Regions from separate parts of the Homo sapiens genome. Here region 1 is linked to region 2. Evidence: read pairs that join two places in POLR2A ChIA-PET (ENCODE). Cell type or tissue: CD4-positive, alpha-beta T cell. All regions are shown on one strand. Links, peaks and the distances in the headings refer to the core of each region. The heading gives the core; the rest is flanking DNA.

Evidence for each region. Peaks named below come from ENCODE experiments on the same cell type or tissue, not always from the same donor. Only the 100,000 strongest peaks of a DNase experiment are listed, where the experiment ranks them.
Region 1: POLR2A ChIA-PET joins it to region 2 with 6 read pairs; 2 of 35 experiments call an interaction of 5 or more read pairs at or near these places.

Annotation. Positions count from the first base shown.
Region 1 is chr4:77,058,408-77,070,759 of GRCh38, reverse strand. It overlaps CCNI (cyclin I), which reads left to right. Exons shown (of 7, transcript NM_006835.3): 2 at 4,355-4,511; 3 at 12,125-12,253. The coding sequence starts at 4,398. Among named protein-coding and RNA genes, the nearest start is that of CCNI, 11 kb to the left of the region's middle. In CD4-positive, alpha-beta T cell, for the core only: no CTCF peak of the experiment used is centred there; no DNase peak of the experiment used is centred there.
Region 2 is chr4:75,663,698-75,672,869 of GRCh38, reverse strand. The region is part of intron 1 of G3BP2 (G3BP stress granule assembly factor 2); the gene reads left to right. Among named protein-coding and RNA genes, the nearest start is that of G3BP2, 5.1 kb to the left of the region's middle. RefSeq lists enhancers at 1-169, 1-579. In CD4-positive, alpha-beta T cell, for the core only: no CTCF peak of the experiment used is centred there; no DNase peak of the experiment used is centred there; H3K27ac peaks cover 451 bases.

The DNA.
Region 1 (12,352 bases), core at 7,163-12,162, 1.4 Mb before region 2:
CTTGGCCTCCCAAAGTGTTGGAATTACAGGAATGAGCCACAGCACCTGGCCTACATTCCGTTTCTAGTGTTAATACTTATGTCTGCATTAGAAGAAATTATAGTGAGCTTGCCTACCAAATTGTTGAAGATCTGAGAAAGGCACCAAGGCAACAAAATTGGAATCTCAGAACATCTCAGCAGTATGCAACAGGGATAGAATATAACAGGATGACCTTTTTTCTTTTTTATAAAGAATATTTTTAAAGTTGTGAACAAGGATGTGTCAAAAAAAAAAAAAAAAAAAGAAAGTACCCAAACCTCGCACACAATGGGTTGGGGCAGGTAGGGGTAGAACTGGCTTAACAAGGAACCTGAGAAAGTCTCCTAAGAGTTTTTGTTGACCGTAAATTATATCTGAATTGATACCGAGGTGTGGTCTTCAAAAAAAAAAAAGCTAATGAGGGCCACGAGTGGTGGCTCATGCCAGTACTCCCAGCACTTTGGGAGGCCAAGGCAGGCAGATCACTTGAGGTCAGGAGTTCAAGACCAGCCTGGCCAACATGGTAAAACCTGCCTCTACTAAAAATACAAAAATTAGCCATGTGTGGTGGTGTGTGCCTGTAATCCCAGCTACTCAGGAGGCTAAGGGAGGAGAATCACTTGAACCCAGGAGGTGGAGGTTGCAGTGAGCCGAGATCGTGCCACTACACTCTAGCCTGGGCAACAGAGTGAGACTCTTGTCTCAAAAAAAAAAAAAAAAAGCCCATGATTTTAGACTGTATTTATGGTAAAATTAAAGCTAATTTAGAAGAGGCAAAATATCGTGAGGAGCTATCGAAGTTTTCAGCTATGGAAAAGATGAATTGGTGAGCATGATAGCACCCTTCAAAGATTGGAAGGATTGGTGTGAAAGAGATTAGATTTTGGTAGGTTAAAGTTGTGAACAAGGATGTATCAAAAAAAAGAAGGTACCAAAACCCCACACACAGTGGGTTGGTACAGGTGGGGGTAGAGTTTTTGGTTGTGTGTTTTTGTTTGGGGCACCAGTGGTTGAAACTGGAACAATTGGTTGGGTCTCTGTTCCGTCGAAGTACTGTGCTGTGGACACAGTGAGTAATAAAAAAAATGAGGACACTTGGACACAGGAAGGGGAACATCACACACCGGGGCCTGTTGTGGGGTGGGGGGAGGGGGGAGGGATAGCATTAGGAGATATACCTAATGTAAATGATGAGTTAATGGGTGCAGCACACCAACATGACACATGTATACATATGTAACAAACCTGAACTTTGTGCACATGTACCCTAGAACTTAAAGTATAATAATAAAAAAAATATATATATATAAAAATGATATTGGCAGATGTGACTGCATAGGGATTTCTTTATTTGGAGACACGGTCTCATTCTGTTGCTGGGGCTGGAGTGCAGTGGCATGATTTTGGCTCACTGCAACCTCAGCCTCCCAAGTAGCTTGGACCACAGGCACGTGCCACCACGCCTGCCTAATTTTTGTATGTTTTATAGAGATGGAGTTTCACCACATTGCCCAGGCTGGCGTCGAACTCCTTGACTCAAGCAATCTGTCCTCCTCAGCCTTCGAAAGTGCAAGGATTACAGGCCGGAGCCGCTGCGCCTGGCCAGGAATTTATAACGTAGTTGGGGAGTTAACAGAAAGCTGCTTTATGACATGATTAAAGAATCAAGAGTTTTTAGAAGAAATTACCTTTGAGATAGGTCTTTTTGGATTAATATTAGTTCTTTTTCCTCTCTATTTACCCCTTGTCATCTTAGTATGAAGATATTTTATGCTAATTATAGAAGATTTGCAAAAACTCAGGCGTTTAAAGACACAAAAATTAACAAAATCATAATTGAGTTAACCAGAATTAGTCTCTAGTAAGTTGAGAAGCAAATAGGTAGCATATGTGGAGTGGTACATAGGAAGGAGGATAGTAGCTGGAGTTGGGATAGAATGTGGAAATTAAAGAAGTGGTTTGCTATTTTTTGCTTTTCCAAATTTTTTATTTTTAAAAAAATTGGAACTTTTTACATGTTAATTCTGGATATTTAAAAAAATTCTTAGAGCCCATGAATCTGAAGTGTGTAATACAGATACATAGTTTACAGGTACATAGTTGAGAAAGTCAAATTGTTAGTGAAATTTATAATGAAAAACAGCATTCTCCTACGCTAGGCCTTTCTCACCCTTTTCTTACTCTGCAGAGGTTAACTACTCCCAACTCTTTCCTCCTTGTCCCGTTATTTAGCATCACATTTTCAAACAACTTGCTCTGCTGCTGTTTTTTGACATTTCAGTTTGAGATATTTATGAATTTCCTACTATGAAATGTAAAGACGTGGCTTTTATTTTACCCTCTTCCAATATCCATAGTTATGTCTCCACATCCTGCCAATGTAGTTTTATCATATTGCGATCCCTATCCAGTCTTTTCATTATTATTGCTGTATAAATATTGTGATACATTACTTTCTTAAATTCTTTTTTCTGAAGTTAATTACCTTTTTAGTTGCTTACCTTTCAACAAATCCAGCTAAGCCTTTTCACATTCTTTTTTGTTTGTTTGTTTGTTTGTTTTGAGACGGAGTCTTGCTCTGTCGCCAGGCTGGAGTGCAGTGGTGCAATCTTGGCTCATTGCACCCTCTGTCTCCTGGGTTAAAGCGATTTTCCTGCCTCAGGCTTCCAAGTAACTGGGATTACAGGTGCCTGCCACCATGCCTGGCTAAGTTTTGTATTTTTAGTAGAGACGGGGGTCTCACCATGTTTTGTCAGGCTGGTCTGGAACTACTGACCTCGTGATCTGCCCGCCTCCACCTCCCAAAGTGCTAGGATTACAGGTGTGAGCCACCGTGCCCAGCCACCTTTTCACATTCTTTAGCAGTTTCTTAATCCAATTTTCTACACACAGTCAAACCTCAAGTCTGTAGTTTGCTTCTTTTTTTTTTTTTTTTTTTTTTTTTTTTTAAACCTAGAAGCCTGCACGGTGGCTCACACCTGTAACCCCAGTGCTTTGGGAGGCCAAGCCAGGAGGACTGCGTGAGGCTGGGCAACATAGCAAAACTGCATCTCTACAAAAAAAAAAAAAAACCCCACAAAATTACCTGGGCTTGGTGATGTGCATCTGTAGTCCCAGCTATTTGGGAGGCTGAGGCAGGAGGATCACCTGAACCCAGGAGTTCGAGGCTGCAGTGAGCCACTACACCACTGTACTCTAACCTGGGCAACAGAGTGGGACTCTTGTTTCCAAATACATATAAACATAAAACCTAGAGACATTTCTCTTGGACTCTATGTTGTCTTGCACTGCTAAACTTGCTATTTAGACATGCTGCTCATTTTAGAGTGCTAGTCAATGTACTGTGGAGCTTTCTAGGTGAGCACTGTTCAGTAGAACTTACTGTATTAATAGGAATGTTCCTTTTGTGCACTGTCCGATATAGTATCCACTAGCCACATCTGGTTATTGAAGTAAGGCTATTGTGACTGAAGAAATACATTTTTTTTTTTTGGTTTGTTTGTTTTTGAGACGGAGTGTCACCCTGTTGCCCAGGCTGGAGTGCAATGGTGTGATCTCAGCTCACTGCAACCTCTGCCTCCCTGGTTCAAACGATTCTCCTGCTTCAGCCTCCCGAGTAGCTGGGATTACAGGCGCCCACCACCATGCCCAGTTAATTTTTGTATTTTCAGTAGTGATGGGGTTTCACCATGTTGGCCAGGCTGGTCTCCAACTCCTGACCTAGTGATCCACCCGCCTCGGCCTCCCAAAGTGATGGGATTACAGGCGTGAGCCACCATGCCTGGCCAATTTTTAAATTTTATTCAGCTCATAGTTAAATATCCACATGTGTAGCTAATGGATACTGAATTGGAAGCGCAATTTAAGATGATTTCATACTGGAGGGTATGGTTTCATACTGAAGAAGTGGGAATGGGTAGGATTTAATGTAATATATTTTCTTTTTAATGAAGGAAAAATGTTAGTGGTCCTTATCTGATTAGGTTTTTAAGAGGAATGTTTGGAATAACTACTTCTAAGAATTCCTGGTAAAAAAGCCAGTGACAAAGTTTTGACAATTTGAAACAGTAATAACATGTTTTGATCAGAGTCCAAAGGTTCCATCAATTACATGGCCTTGTTTTTATTCTCTTTATAACTGAATTTCAGATTTCAAGTGTGAATGTTTTAGATAACTGATTATTTTGGTATTTTAATACGATATTTTAAAGAGCTATAAAATCCTATACTGCCTCATAGCATTCTTATTTTGTTTTATGAGTTGCTTAATTAGTACTTTATATAATGCTACACTTATTCTATAACTAATTTTAAAACTTACTTGATTCTGTAGGTAGCTACAGCAAGCTGGGTAGCAGGCAGATCCAAAGGATATCATGAAGTTTCCAGGGCCTTTGGAAAACCAGAGATTGTCTTTCCTGTTGGAAAAGGCAATCACTAGGGAAGCACAGATGTGGAAAGTGAATGTGCGGAAAATGCCTTCAAATCAGGTAATGATTTTTCTCTTAAGACAGATGAATTTTATTAGAAATAAACATACTACTGCCATACATAATAATATCTTGACACTACATTGGAGGAGTGTGTACCATTTAAGGATGTGCTGTATTTGAGAGACTCTCCCTGTTTCTTTTTTGTGTAACAGGGTCTCACTCTGTCATCCAGTCTGGAGTGCTGTGGCATGATCTCAGCTCACTGCAACCCCTGCCTCCCGGGCTCAAGCAATCCTCTCACCTCAGCCTCCTGAGTAGCTGGGACTACAGGCGCATGCTACCATGCCTGGCTAATTTTTTGTATTTTTGGTAGAGATGGGGTTTCACCATGTTGCCCAGCCTAGTCTGGAAGTCCTGAGCTCAAGCAGTCCACCAGCCTTGGCCTCCCAAAGTGGTAGGATTATAGGCGTGAGCCACCATGCCCGGCCTCTTCTTTTTTAAAAACTCCTGCTCCTGCTGTGGCCTTTTCTTTCTGAAACAAGAGTTAACTGTTTTTGTTTGTTGACCTGTTTTGTTGTTATCTGAGTTACAGCTTTGGGAAAATAGTTAGGTTTGTTTTCTTTCATCATAATCTATACTAACAGTAGTAACCTTCTTTAGATATATAGTTTATAGTTAGCCACAGAGGCTGAACATCTTCATACCATTGTCTTTAGTCAACTAAAAACCTACTCTTTCATCATTAGCGGTAAGGAGTTCATGTGAATTACTAAGGTAATACCAATGTTGGAAGCTTTTTAGAAGATAGCCAGCTGGTCTCTTAACTACTGTTAGCTGCATAGTTTTTCTTTTAGAAATTTTTATACTTCTGTCATATATAATTATTTTTCACAAATAACTGTGAACTTTATCCACTCCAAAAGTTTATTGTATAAGATGTCTTATATGTCTTTTATCCTTAATATCTAACATGGTGCTTGGAAAATAGAATAGTGGTCAAATGTTCTTTTAATATGCATGAGTGAATGAATGGCAAATATGTAAGTTCCTCGTGTGTTGTTTTAGGCTATCCTTTGCTTATTGGTTTTGAAAGTATATATGCCTTTTTAATTCAATTCTAATTTTTCCTACTTATTCTTTCCCACAAGCTAAAGAAATACATTCTTCATTTACTGTTACTTGTCATTTTGCAAACTGATTAGTTAACTTGAATGAGGAGTGTTTATATATATGCTATCTCATTTAATATCTCATTTAATTCTTTGAAAAAGTACTCAGTAGTCCCAATTTGCTCAAGACTTTAATAAGTAATAGAATGATAATTTGGGCTGGACGCAGTGGCTCACGCCTGTAGTCCCAGCACTTTGGGAGGCTGAGGTGGGCAGATCACCTGAGGTCAGGCGTTCGAGACCAGCCATGGTCAACATGGCGAAACCCCATCTCTACTAAAAATACAAAAATTAGCTGGGTGTGGTGAGTCATTCCTGTGACCCAGCTACTTGGGAGGCTGAGGTATGAGAATTGCTTGAACCCAGGAGGCAGAGGTTGCAGTGAGCCGAGATCACGTCACTGCACTCCAGCCTGAACGACAGGGTAAGTGAGACTCCGTCTCAAAAAAAAAAAAAAGAAAAAAAATTATAATTCGATCCTTTTCCTAAGGTAGTCCTCTTCCTGTGATATTTTGTGTGTGTGTGTGTGTGTGTGTGTGTGTGTGTGTGTGCGCGCGCGCGCATGTGTGATTTTTAGATTAGTTGGGAATTCAAGTCATTTAGCAAATGTCTGCTGAGTATCTGCTATACTCTAGGCACTATTCTAGGTATTGGGGATACAACAGGAGAAAATAAATTCCTGCCCTTATGTTGTGACATTCTAGTGAGCCTCAAAACTTTTTTATAGCTGCTTGTAGGACCATTCCTTTCCTCCTCCTGCTATCTCCTTAAGTCAGCATGTAACCAACAATAATATATTTTTACAGCCTGGTCTTTGAAGGTGATATTCTACCTAGATTGTAGTATATTGCTATATTACCAAATAATCTGACCTATTTCTTTTTTTTTTTTGAGAAGGAGTTTTTTTCTCTTTTTGCCCAGGCTGGAGTGCAATGGCATGATCTCGGCTCACTGTAACCTCGGCCTCCCGGGCTCAAGTGATTCTCTTGCCTCAGCTTCCCAAGTAGCTGGAATTAACAGGCACCCGCCACCATACCTGGCTAATTTTTGTATTTTTAGTAGGGACAGGGTTTCACCATGTTGGCCGAGCTGGTCTCGAACTCCTCACCTCAGATGATCTTCCTGCCCCAGCAACCCAAAGTGCTGGGATTACAGGCGTGAGCAACCACACCCAAATCTGGCCTATTTCTGTAGGTGATTTAATGAATACTGGTGTGGTAATACCAGAGAACAGAATAGTATCAGAACTTCTGAGAGAGATCCACTTCTTAAGGATTTGCCTTTAGTAATGCCAAGTAGAAGCCATATTTAATACTTGTAAAATTTGGGTGGCCTTGGTCTGGTGGGGATAGGAGTTAAGAATAGGGGTAAAAGGCTATAGGGGCTTGAGTTGCTTGCCAGGGTAACCCCCAGGGACACTTCTCTATTCTATTTTTTTTTTTTTTTGGAGACAGAGTCTTGCTCTGCTGCCCAGGCTGGAGTGCACTGGCGCGATCTTGGCTCACTGCAAGCTCCGCCTCCCGGGTTCACGCTATTCTCCTGCCTCAGCCTCCCCATTAGCTGGGACTACAGGCGCCCGCCACAACGCCCGGCTAATTTTTTGTATTTTTTAGTAGAGACGGGGTTTCACTGTGTTAGCCAGGATGGTCTCGATCTCCTGACCTTGTGATCCGGCCTTCCAAAGTGCTGGGATTACAGGCATGAGCCACCGCACCCAGCACCTTCTCTATTCTAGTTCTAACTCTTATTTTCCTCTAAGGGACTGGCTTTTTTTTTTTTTTTTTTTTTTTTTACCTCCCTTTCCACTGTTGCTCTGACTTTTCTAATTTGGTTTTGAAGTGTTGGTAAAAATGGAAAAGTAAGATATTTTTAAGCTTTCTCTTATGCCTTTTTCCTCCAGTTTCCTTCTAACTTCCCCCCTGCCCCAACTATATTTTGAAGTCAGTCTCTCACATAATTCTTGTTTAATTTGCATCCCCTATCCCCAAATTTAGGACAGTGTGGTCAGGCAAGAATATTATGCAGCTGTCACTCACCTTCTATGTGTTTCTGCCACACTCTGCTTCCCTTATGACAGCACAAAGTATTATAATTTTCTGGTGATTTGACTGTGAGTTTCCCTGAGGGGTATGGTGGTGTCATTTTTGTTTACTTGCATATAATAGACTCAAAGTAAGCATTTAAGTGAATGGTGATTATCATTTCTTTATGATTCATTCAGGTACCTTACTGTGTTCTTGGCACTTGCAGAGAACTTCTTTTATATTATGTAATAGTACTTTCAAGTTCATGATAATTTTGTTACATGAATTTGGGGAAAACATTGAAACTGGTCAAAGTGGCACATACTTTCAGATGTTCTCAATTTATTTTGCCAAAGTGCTTTTGATTTACAAAGATAAAACCCTGCCACAAATTGTTGATATACAGATGATTTTCAGTAGAATTTTAGAACTCTAAGGAATCTTAAAAAGAGGTTGTTAACAGCTTTTCTAGTCATTCTCAACTGGAGTTTAGATTTGCTGCTTCCTACTTCATCAAAGCCAAAAGGAAAAATTTAATTTTTTTTTTTTTTCTGAGACAGGGTCTTGCTCTGTTGCCCAGGCTGGGGTGCAGTGGCTCCATCACAGTTCACTACAGCCTCTATTTCCCAGGCTCAAGTGATCCTCCCACCTCAGCCTCCCAAGTAGCTGAGGTAACAGGCACGCACCACCATGCCTAATTTTTTTATTTGTGGAGATGAAGTCTCACTGTGTTACCCAGGCTAGTTTCAAACTCCTGGGCTCAAGCAGTTTTCCTGCCTTGGCCCCCTACAGTACTGGGATTACAATTGTGAGCCATGCCCAGAAATTTAATTTTTAAAAAAATGTTGAACGTTTAACAGGTGTAATGAGATGCTGTGGGAACATAGGAAGGTACTCAGCCCAACTTGAATTATCAGGAAAAGTATCTGGCGGGGAGTAACATCAAAATAGCTCTCAAGAGATACATAATAAGGCAGGTGAGAGAGAAGGGAGTGCGTTCCAGTCAGTAGGAGCAATATGAACAAAGGAGCAGTAACGTAAAATACCAGGGGCAAGGAAGGATCATCAGTAGAAGTTACTATTACAGCATGAAGTTTAAGACAGAAAGTGATGGAAGATGTCCGAGGTTAGAGAGGTAGGTCATAGCCGGGCATGGTGGCTTGCACCTGTAATCTCAACACTTTGGGAGGCCGAGGCGGGTGGATCACAAGGTCAGGAGATCGAGACTATCCTGGCTAACATGGTGAAACCCCGTCTCTACTAAAAATACAAAAAATTAGCTGGGTGTGGTGGCGGGTGCCTGTAGTCCCAGCTACCCAGGAGGCTGAGGCAGGAGAATGGTGTGAACCTGGGAGGCGGAGCTTGCAGTTAGCCAAGATTGCGCCACTGCACTCCAGCCTGGGTGACAGAGCAAGACTGTCTCAAAAACAAAAAACAAAAACAACAACAACAAAGAAGAGGTAGGTCATAGATTTGTATGCCATGCTGGGGAATTGTACTTAATCTTTTAGGTAATGGTGAACCTTTTAGAGTTTAAAGCTGGGGAGGTTGTATATTTTAAGGAGAAGACTAGCAGCATGTGGAATATAATATATATACAGAATATATATTAATAGCAGTCTATATTTTACCATGTTTGATCAATCCATTATAAATTCTCTTTAGGATTATTTGTTCAACTACTGAATCCTTCTAATCCTATTTAAGCAGTCCATATGAGAAACAGTTCACCTGATGGAATCAGGAAATACTGTTTTGGGCTTTTTCTTTTTCTCTCTCATTCTTTATTTTAGAGGAATAGGAATGAAATGAATTAGGCGCAGAACTTACTATTTGTAATGCTGTCATGATGATATTACTGTTTAGTACATATTTGAATTGATTTGAAAAAGTGACCTTAGACTCAGTATTACTTCAGTTAAATTGAGTCTTCTTAAACTGTTATCTTTTGGATTTTAAAAAAATTATTGCTGGTTTTGGCTAGTGATGATAACATTGGCTATGCAGGAATGCTTTTCTTGGCCCTGTTGTTAAATTTTACTATCTGGTATATGGGCCAAACATAGTGGCTTACACCTGTAATCCCAACACTTTGGGAGGCCGAGGTGGGAGGATTACTTGAGCCTGGGAGTTGAAGACCAGCCTGGGTAACATAGTGAGACCTCGTCTCTACAAAAAAGTAAAATTAGGCCGGGCGCAGTGGCTCACGTCTGTAATCCCAGCACTTTGGGAGGCTGAGATGGGTAGATCACTTGAGGTCAGGGATTTGAGACCAGCCTGGCCAACATGGCGAAACCCCATCTCTACTAAAAATACAAAAATTAGCCAGGCGTGATGGCACAAGCCTGTAATCCCAGCTACTTGGGAGGCTGAGGCAGGGAGAATTGCTTGAACCTAGGAGGCGGAGGCTGCAGTGAACTGAGATTGAACCACTGCACTCCAGCCTGGGTGACAGAGCGAGACTCCATCTCAAAAAAAAAAAAAAAATTAGCCGGGCCTGGTGGCACGTACCTCTGGTCCTAGCTACTTCAGGATGCTGAGGTGGGAGGATCACTTGGGGCTGGGAGGTCGAGGCTGCAGTGTGCCATGGTTGTGCCACTGTACTCCAGCCTGGGTGACAGAGCAAGACCCTGTCTCAAAAAGTATATGGAATATTAAAGTTCAAAGATATTGTCATGATTTCTTTCATGACTAATTGTTAACAGTGTTTAAAATAACTTCATAGATAATGTTTTGTAAATTTGTTTTTCTGACATTATTAGAGAATTGGGTAGTTTAGAGGTGGGAAAGGAGAACTAATATTTGAGTACGTTTGCATTCCATATATATGCTTTACATTAGTTATGTCATTTAGTTATAACTATATGATAATCTCCATATAACTGTATTCTCTTTTTTTGTATGTTACCTTTGTGATTCTTCTTACAATTGTATGTTTCTGTTATTGTTTAATGCCAAACACCAAATAGTGACATTATTTAATGTAATCTGTCATTCAGGGATTTTTTTTTTTCTCCCATACCCCACATTGTATCTCTAACTGAAGGTTAGAGTTAATGGTGTTCTTGTTTTCATAGCTACTGTAAGTCATCGTTCCTTTCATCTCCCTAAAAGCCTTCCCAGTTTCATCAGATTATAACATCACCTACCTCTCCTGGGAATTTATTTCCTTGTTGATGTGTTTGGCTGGCTTAGTTAACATTACTTTTCCTTATTTGTTGTGGCATTTTGGATAAAAGCTCATCTTGATAGGAATTTAATTTCTCTTGAATGCTTAACTCTTCATCCAGAAGTCTTGTGATTGGCTTTACTTGGTTCTCAGGGATTTTTATGGATCCTTAGTCCAGAACTAGATCTTAAAGTAGCCTGGATACAGAATTACAGCTAGATATGAGGAATAACTTCTAGTGTTCCATACCATTGTAGGCTTACTATGGTTAACTTAGGAAATACAAATGAACTATGATAACAGAATGATAGCCCATTTAAAAAACTGAAATCAATATTAATAAGTGAAAGTTACCAGGGGCAACAGATGAATTATACATTTAGAGATGATGAAAAAAAATATTGAACAGGAAATCAACCTGAAGTAAATGACTATTTTGAAAGCTTTCCACAAACACAAAACATTGTTGTTTTAATCTTCCTACATATTATTTGAGTATTCTCCTTACAGCTCTTTCAAACTGTTTGAAACTACAGTTTGAAAGAGCTGTAAGGAGAATACTGAATGTTCCCAAAATAAACAACCGGTTTTATTTTTTTAATGGCGACTCCAAAACTCAAGAGTAAAAGTTTTCTAATCACTATTACTTTAAAGTGTGTCCCTGCTAAAAATTAAGCTTATACTCAATAGGCTTACAACAACAATAAAACAATAATGTTTTGTGTTTGTGGAAATTTTTCAAAATAGTAATTTACTTCAGATTAATTTCCTGTTCAATATTTTTTCATCATCTCTAAGTGTATAATTCATCTGTTGTCCCTGGTATCTTTTACTTATTACTATTGATTTTAGTTTTTCAAATGGGCTATCATTTCCATTATCATAGTTCATTTATATTTCCTAAGATAAGTTAATGGCTACTTGCTGCGGGAGAAATTCACTGTATTTTCTTAATCTTAAGAGGTGGGGTAACTTAACTCCAAATTACTATCAGTTGATAATAGTGTTACTTAAACTTTAAAATGTTATATTCTCTGAGCACCTAAATTTAATTCAACTATGGATATTTGGTGAGATGACATAGTGAAAATTTTAATAAAGAGTAGGAGAATATTGGATATTGATATTAAATGTGATAATACATAAAGTTTTATTTCATGTGTCTCAAGTCTGATAGATTTTGAATAACCTTAACATTTTTAAATATATTTTGTAGTATTACCTAACCTTTTATGAGAGAGAATTCTAAACATACTCTTGATGATAGCTCAAACTTTGTCTTCTGTTTTCAAAATTGTTCCCTTATAGAATGTTTCTCCATCCCAGAGAGATGAAGTAATTCAATGGCTGGCCAAACTCAAGTACCAATTCAACCTTTACCCAGAAACATTTGCTCTGGCTAGCAGTCTTTTGGATAGGTTTTTAGCTACCGTAAAGGTAAGTGTTTTAAGATAGACTTACATATAACCTCATTTGAGTGTATGTATGCTAAACTAGAGGCTATTAGTGAACATTCTGTAAGGTAGAAAGAAGTGG
Region 2 (9,172 bases), core at 1,977-6,976:
GATGGAAGCTTAATACAGGAAGTGTGGGAGCAGGCTTTCTGGAGGGGATGTTTTAGGGTGGGTAGCCCACCGTTCCTGTTTCCGAATCGTTTTCGGCTCTTGTACCTTGTTCCTTCGGAGCGGAGAGGCCGTCGCCACCCCGCCCGTGGGGGGAGGGGAAAAGAGGTTGTGTCGACGGAGGCAGAAGCGACGCAGATGCGAAAGTGGCGGCCTCCGGGCACCATTTCTGTGCACGGAAACAGAATCCGGGTTTGAAGGCAGCCGCCGCTTCGCTTACCCAGTACCTAGTGTTCCGTCGTGTTTGACCAACCCCCCTCTCCCTGCCACCGCGGGTTTAATCCGAACGTGTTCGGATACTGGAACTGTAACGTGCGCCTTCTTCGTCCCCCTCTTATGCAGACGATCCCTTATTGACTCGGGAATGGCTTTTGGGGGATGGGTTCCCGCTTTTGTTGGGATGGGGGGACAGAAAGGAACAGAAGCTTCCCTAGATTGTGTTGATTTTGTTAGTGGAATCTGATAGAATTTTTCCTGCGTCTCTAAAAGCAGATTTCTTAAGATGGCCCTTTGCCGCTTTGGGGCGAATATAGATTTTCGTCTATAATTTCCTGCATAGATCAGCTTTTTTCCCCAAGACATACTTAATGTTCTAACGGATTTGGGGGGTGGGAGGAGAGTGCCTTTTCCTTCATAACAACAACAAAAAAAAGGCACTTGCACTTTTAGCTGGAATAGTAAAGTCCTGTTCTCCCTGTATGATTGTTGTGGGATATTAACTTGGATTAAGATACTGTGGTTTTAGGTTCAAGGCTCTGTACCTTGTTCTGGTCTTTCAAACGTTAGTGTTGCAGGTACCTGGATCTAGGAAACATTAACTGTCGTTAAGAGAGCCCCGGTGTACTAGAGTGGGAGATGATGGCAATTTTTCTCTAGCTCCATATTTGGCAGTTAATATAGCCTTAGGCATGTGAACCAAGTTTCTAAGTAAACTTTTGGCCCTGTTAGCATCCAGTGGTCTTTTTGATAATCCAAGATTCCTGGTCTTAGGAGATAAACGGTACGATGAGTTTGAACCTCAGGATTGAATTATCCTTTCTTTGGCAGTAACATTTTTCTTAAATGTTTAAGATTACTCTTATGGGCCTTTATGTTATGATTTAATCTTTACAAACTAATTCTGAAAAGCAGTCAAGGAATTGTAGGAATAATAAGGACCTAGAATGAATTTCTTACTAAGAGCTGTCATAGTTCAGATTGATATTCAGGGTCGAAATATTAGTAATAGTGAAAAAACATCAAGAGTGAACCAGAATGCTTGTGGGATGGATGGGGATAAAAATTAGAAGGTAAAGAAGAAAACACATTATTTGACCATTTCGTAGAGTAACTAACTTAACTGTTCAGTTAGCAGCTGAGCAGTTGATTTGTCAGCAGGCAACTCCTGGTTTGAAGAAAGTGTTGGCACTGTGTCTTTAGATTCTGAAAACTTCCCTCCTTATCCTGCAAAATTATCGCTGTTTATTACGCATAATTAGGATTGAACATTTTCCCCCTAGATTGCTTTAAAAAGACTTTCCACATATTTTGAGTGAATATGGAGACAGTGAATGACTCCTTTTCAATGTTGATTTTGAAAGGCACAAACTAAAGTGTTGCGTCTGAACTTAAATTCAGTAGAATTTAATGGACAAACATGACCTAGTTACTCTCCACTGGTAGACACTTGTTTTATATCCGATAGAATAAATTGGTCCACCCACCTTCAGGAAGGTCCTGGCCTACCTTCAGAAGCAATAGAATTAGTTTCTTGACTGTCGTGTTTCTGCTTACTTTTATCTGCTAATTTCCAAGTATTTTACCCTATCTTGAAACCATAGGTATATTGAAAATTATTCTTGGATTTTCTGTTGCTGTCCTGCTGTATTCCTTTGCTTTTCACTCTTCTCAACAGTTTCACATAAGCTAACAATTGCTTGTTTAAAATTAATTTTTTGTATTGTTGGAAGAGCTGGCTGCTCTTCCAAAGCGGTTGTTCCTAACCAAAGTGTAATGAAAACATCAGTTGAGTCAGGAGTCAGGAGACCTGATTTCAAATCCTCTTTCTTTTTACTGTAACTGAGGAACCCCAAACACCTTTCCTTAGGCTCTCTAAACATCCTTTTCTGTAAATGAAGATAATGCCCTATCTATTTTAAAGACAAAAGAAAATAGTAGGTTACTTGTTAAACTTTAAAACATAGTATAAATACATGCTTTATTTTTGTGGACAGCAAGCATTTCCATTTCTTACTGCTTGGTCACTTTTAATAGCTTCTGAATTTTAAAACTAGCCTCCCTCAACTTCTGAGAAGGACAGAAAACAAAAACACCTTTTGGAGCCTGAATAAGAGATTTAATCCATAACTTACTTTTATTATTTATTTGTACCACTATGATTCTTAGATCTTCTTTGTGAAGCTTTCATTCAATGGTGTACCACAAAAGATTGAAGGTCATTTCTTTAAAAAGGTATAGTGTTCCTTAGATTGTTTAAGTTACTTCAAACAAAAACCATCTGGAATTTCAGAAAGTTCCAGTATTAATATGCATTTAGCTGTTGGAAATGGATATAGTCCATGGTTCAATTAAAATAAATAAACCTGACTAGTTTGAGCCCAGCTATGAGTGAGGGACTCCAGAGGGGAAAGGGGTAAGTATCCTATAGTGGAGATAAGCTGTGTCTTAGCACCCACATAACCTTTGGTAACAGTATCTGGTAAAGAGAACTGCCTCCTATTACTAGAGGTCTTATTCTTTTTATAATAACTAATACCAAGTACTTACAACTCAGCTCACTGCAACCTCCGCCCCCGGGTTCAAGCGATTCTCCTGCTTCAGCCTCCTGAGTAGCTGGGATTACAGGCGCCCGCCACTGCACACGGCTAACTTTTTTGTGTTTTTAGTAGAGATGGGTTTTGCCATGTTGGTCAGGCTGGTCTCGAACTCCTGACCTCAGGTGATCCACCCATCTCGGCCTCCCGAAGTGCTAGAATTACAGGCGTGAGCCACTGCACCCGGCCTCTTTTTCCTTTTGTAGTTTCTGGTACATACATAGTAGCCATAAAATAAATGTTGAAATGAATTTATTTTGTATAACCCATTGACTCAGCTTGTGGATGGGAATGAATGAAGTAAGACAAAGGCGCAGAGAGTGAAATTGCAGAGAATAATATTAGGTGATTAAAATATTTGTATAGAATTTGATACAGGGATGAGAAAGTATAGTAGGAGATAAATTTGAAAGGTTGGTTATGACATTGAATGTCAGACTGGATTTCTGTGTAGGGCCTTAGATGCCAAACTGAATGCAGGTGTTTGGATTTTACTCAGTACAGTATATACTACACGTGATACAGGGGCTTGAAAGACTTTTGAAGAATAAAAGGTCTGAACAGTGGGAGTGAAAAGGAGGGCACAAATTCCACCTTCTGAATTGTAAGGATTTCACAGTTTAAGTGGCAAAGCTAAAGGGGAGAAAGTCACGACTGAGCTTTCAAGTTGAGAAGATTATGACACTTTTAACAGAAATAAGGAAATAGCTTTCTTTGGTGCATGCGTGTATTGGGACATATGTGGGTCATGTCTAGGTGTTCAGTATGTGGTGACAAATGTAAAATTTGAACTTATGGTATAGACTAGATACACGTTTAGGTAGACATGAGACCAGAAGCTGAAATTGCCAGGTTAGAAGACAGAACCTTGAGAAATTCTGCGTTTGGATGAGAAGGAAAATTTGCCTTATAGAACTCTAGAAGAGTTAGGAGGAGGTAGTCAACATTGATAATGCAGATGGGTGGAGGATTGAGAAGTCATTCGATTATTGAGAAGAATTGTGATGTTTCCAGAGAATTGCATTCAAAGGAGAGCTGAGTTATAATATTTGAGAGGGGAATAGAAGATGAAGACAGGTGTACAGTTAGTAATTTAGGGCAGAGCATGATCAATAAACTGCTATGATAAAGGCCAAAAGTGCTTTAAGAGTTAATAGAGAAGAGTTATATTCTGTTGAGGAATTCAGTAGGAGTAGAAAGATTTTCAAGGGGACAGGATTTCTGCTGGGCCCAGATAAATGCATAGGGTTTCAATCATTGCAGATAGGAAGGTGTGAGATGAGTATTGGAGGAGAAGTCAAAAGTCCTGCTTCTTGTTAACAGACTTTTAGGATCTTAGTGTTGGAATGGCCTAATCTTACTTTTTTGGATGTATGGACTCTACTATGTTTGTGCCAAACCATTCAGTTAGTCTCTGGAATACCTGTAGTGACTGGCTACTTGTTAAGTAGCTCTATTTGATATTTGGACAACTCGCGTTATTCTTGTGTTATGTTTCACCCAAATCTACCTTCTTATAATTTCCATTCACTATATTCAATTAGCAATCAACTCATTTTAGATATTACATCTAAATTAATGTAGCCTAAGATTGATTGTTTTGGAGGCAGCCCCATTATAGTAGTGATTCACTGAACTTTAAATGGTAAACAAAAAACCTAAATGTTTCTTACCTAAAAGGTGACGTTTTAGTCAAAGTTTGAGGAAAGGAGAGTGATAACTTTGGTTTTTACGTTATTTTGAAACTGAGGAAATATAAGTTCATTGTAGGATAATGAAGCTCAATGTGACTTTCTTTTCTAATCTGCATGTATGTCTACCAATGCTCCACTCCCTCTCAGTGTGTATTATCTACCAATACTCCACTCTCTCTCAATGTGTATAATTAATAGATTCAGAAAATATGGTGACAAATATAGAGCAATTTTCCGTGAGAGCTGAAGTGCATGTGCTTCAGGAATTAGGCAAATGCAGAGGAAACATTTTAAGAAACAGGAATGAATAAAATATTCTGATGAAGATTCACTGGGATTTTAGGTGCGATAGGCAGAGTTGGAGAGTAAAAAGCCTCTAAACTATACTGGATAATGTTTTCGGTTTTTTGTTTTTTGAGACAGAGTTTCGCTCTTGTTGCCCAGGCTGAAGTGCAAGGGTGTGATCTCAGCTTACTGCAACCTTTGCCTCTGAGTTCAAGCAATTCTGCTGCCTTAGCCTCCTGAGTAGCTGGGACTATAGGCGCGTACCACCAGGCCTGGCTAATTTTTTGTATTTTTAGTAGAGACGGGCTTTCACTGTGTTAGCCAGGATGGTCTCGATCTCCTGACCTTGTGATCCTCCTGCCATTGCCTCCCAAAGTGCTGGGAAGTAGGCATGAGCCACTGCGCCTGGCCTTGGATAATGTTTTCATTTGACAAGTAAAAGACGGATTTGTTCATGAGAGAGCTTTGACTGTGTATAGAGCTAATGTATCAGATAAAATTTTACACTGTGCATTCCTGTGTGAGATTCTTCACATTTTCAGGTGTCATTGGAAGAAGTGGAGTGTGATATATTGTATTTAACTTTTTCTAAAAAGGTTGTTAGGTGAGGCTAACAACCACCTTATTGAAGATGGTAGTTATCTTTGAAGGTGCTAATCTAAGAACTTTCTAAAGATTTCTTTTTGTGTATAAGTATCCTTTAATCTTGGCTATCTTTTTTTTTTTTTTTTTAAACAGTGTCTCACTCCTGTTACCCAGGTTTGAGTGCGGTGGTGCCATCTTGGCTCGCTGCAGCCTTGACTTCCCGGGCTCAGGCATTCCTCCCACCTCAGCTTCCCGAGTAGCTGGAGCTACGCTTGCACACTACCACGCCCCGCTAATTTTTTGTATTTTTTAGTAGAGACGGGGTTTTGCCATGTTGCCTGGGCTGGTCTCAAACACCTGAGCTCAAGCGATTCACCCACTTTGGCCTCCCAAAATATTGGGATTACAGGTGTGAGCCACTGCACCAGGCCTTCTTGGCTATCTTTGTAGAACTGTATAGTCTTGTAGGCTTGACCGGGGATTTCTTCTCAATTTGTAAACTAGGAAATCGAGATCCAGTAAGGTCATGAGTTTTTCATGGCCATGGATAAGATAGTTGAAACCTTTTACTCCCATATTCAGAATTTTGTTTCGTTTTGTTAACTTTTTTTAAGAAATGGAAGGTCCCAGATCTAGAAATGGATTACCTGTAAGATGATTTGCTATGAATAATAAAAATGGCACAATTCTTTCTTCTTGTAATCACTTTTATTCTGAAAGTGTAATTTGGCTTTTTTCCTTTTTCTCAACCTTCTTACGTACACTGCATGAATTATAAATACGAACTTTATATTACTTACTCAATTTTCATAGTCTTATTTCCTGCAATACCCAAACCACGTTGTTTGATGGTTGATCTCTAGTAGTCATTTTCTGGTTGATTTCTATCAATTATATTTTGGCTCTCTAAATTCTGAGTCACTTCAAATCGGAGTTATGGTTAAAGAAGTAACTGATGTAATTAGTTGAAACACTGTTCTCTCAGTAAATCTTGATTTTGTTTTACCATTCCTTTGGGAGCCTCCTCTGCACCTTAAAAGCTCAGCTTTCTATATAACCTGTTATATGCCTGTTTAGATTTTACCAGATTAGCATTGCCTTACTTATTTACCATTTGAAGTTAACTTTTCAAGTTACTGCCTTCCAATAGTTCTAAGTATTAATTTATTGAGTATTGATTAATCAAATATTACTTCTACTGCCCTTCCCTGTCTCTCTGTTCTAAATTGATGGTATGTTGGCCATTATACTTCAGTGACCATGTAGATAGTGGGCAATTTGAAGCTTTTTTTGAACCTTGTTACAACAAATCTTTAGAGCATTTTGACCTGTGATATTATATATGTATTATGTACCATTTTATTTTGGTTTGAGAAACAAATATGTAAGTGACAAAAATGATAGATCAGTATGTACTCTATGAATATGATGGGAAATTTGGGATAAATGACAACAGTGTTCCTGTAGAAAATCTGGAAATCCAGAGAGAAGAAAACAATTCCCAAACCCGGAAATTCCTAATAGTATTTCTGTCACTATCAATTTAAAGAAAACTATTTTGTGTATAGTTATTTTGTTCAGAGAGTAATGTAGTATTTTCCCATGTGTTAGTATTATTTTACCATCAGTTTTTATGGTGTTAAAATACATATAATTTCCATGTTTTAGTTATCTTGTTAAATTTTACCAGGTAAGTCTACTGTTCTTTACCCACCCTCATTATTCAAAATAAAAATGTTAGTTGCTTAGCTGTGTGTGTGTGTGTGTGTGTGTGTGTGTTTGTTTGTGTGTTTGTGTGTGTGTGTGTGTTTGTGTGTTTGTGACTACAGGTGTGCACCACCATGTCTGGCTAATTTTAGATGGGGTTTTGCCTTGTTGCCCAGGCTGGTCTTCAGCTCCTAAGCTCAAGCAGTCTGCCCACTTCGACGTCCCAAAGTGCTGGGATTACAGGCGTGAGCCACAGCCCAGTGCTTTGTTACTTTAAATGTAGCATATGTGAGTCCTTTTTGCACTAGGGTTGTTACCCTTATTGGGAGTTTTAAGTTTTCTGGAAAATCAATGACACCTGAAATGGCAGTATTTGGATCTGCTCTTTGTGAATTAACTATTTTTGAAAGCAAGTGAGGCATTATAAAAAATTTTAAACAGATTTGGGGATTTTTGTAAATCAAGTTTGAGAGTTTAAGAAGGACAGTTAGAGGAGGGATAGTTTGTTGGAAAGGAAGAAACAAGGAACCTAAAAACATAATGTAGAAGTTGAATTGTGAGTCACTAGAATTATGTAAAGCTACACTCTATCTGTAAGCTCTACTATAGTTGGTATTTGATTTTTATTAAAAACAGCATCACAATTTTAATGACCTATGCAGGGCTGTCTCTGAAATTGTTTTAGTTATTTAAAGTAAACACACATGGAAATTGACTTTTTATTTTTAATTTTTTGTATAGAGATGGGGTCTCTCTGTTGGCCAGGCTGGTCTTGAACTCCTGGCCTCAAGCTTTCCTGCCACCTCCACCTCCCAAAGTGCTGGGATTACAGGCATGATCCACTGTGCCAGCCTGCAGTGTTTTTTTGTCTGTTTGTTTTGAGACAGAGTCTTACTCAGTTGCCCAGGCTGGAGTGCAGTGGTGTGATCGCGGCTCACTGCAACCTTTGTCCCCCAGGTTAAAGTGATTTTTTGTGCCTCAGTCTCCTGAGTAGCTGAGATTACAGGTGTGTGCCATCAGCTCTGCTAATTATTTGTATTTTTAGTAGAGATGGGGTTTCACCATCTTGGTCAGGCTGGTCTCGAACTCCTGATCTCAAATGATCCTCCCAGCTCAACCTGAAGTTTAAGCAGGACTTTATTTATTTATTGAGATGGAGCCTCACTCTGTTGTTGCCCAGGCTGCAGTGCAGAGGCATGATCTTGGCCCACTACAAACTCTGCCTCCTGGGATCAAGCGATTCTCCTGCCTCAGCTTCCCAAGTAGCTGGGACTACAGGCGCCAGCCACCACGCCTGGCAAATTTTTGTATTTTACTAGAGAAGGGGTTTTACCATTTTGGCCAGGCTGGTCTCGAACTCCTGACCTCAGGCGATCTGCCCACCTTGGCCTCCTGAAGTGCTGGGATTACAGGCGTCAGCCACCGCACCTGGCTAAGCAGGAATTTCAACTGCATCCTGATTTACCCAGTAGATACATGCTTAGGAATTATGATTTTTTTTTTTTAGTACTTTTAAGTTTAATAGGTCTTTTTAAAATAAAACAGGTGGCTGGGCACGGTGGCTCACGCCTGTAATCCCAGCACTTTGGGAGGCTGAGGCAGGTGGATCACGAGGTCAGGAGTTCAAGACCAGTCTGGCTAACATGGTGAAACCCCGTCTCTACTAATAATACAAAAATTAGCCAGGTGTGGTGACACGTGCCTGTAGTCCCAGCTACTCGGGAGGCTGAGGCAAGAGAATTGCTCTGCCGGGAGGCAGAGGTTGCAGTGAGCCAAGATCGTACCACTGGACTCCAGCCTGGGCAACAGAGCAAGACTCCATCTCAAAAATAAAATAGGTTATATTTCATATTTTTATTTTTTATTTTTTTGAGACGAGTCTCGCTCTGTCGCCCAGGCTGGAGTGCACTGGCGCGATCTTGGTTCACTGCAACCTCCGCCTCCCGGGTTCAAGCAATTCTCTGCCTCAGCCTCCGGAGTGGCTGGGATTACAGGCACCCACCACCACACCTGGCTAATTTTTTTATTTTT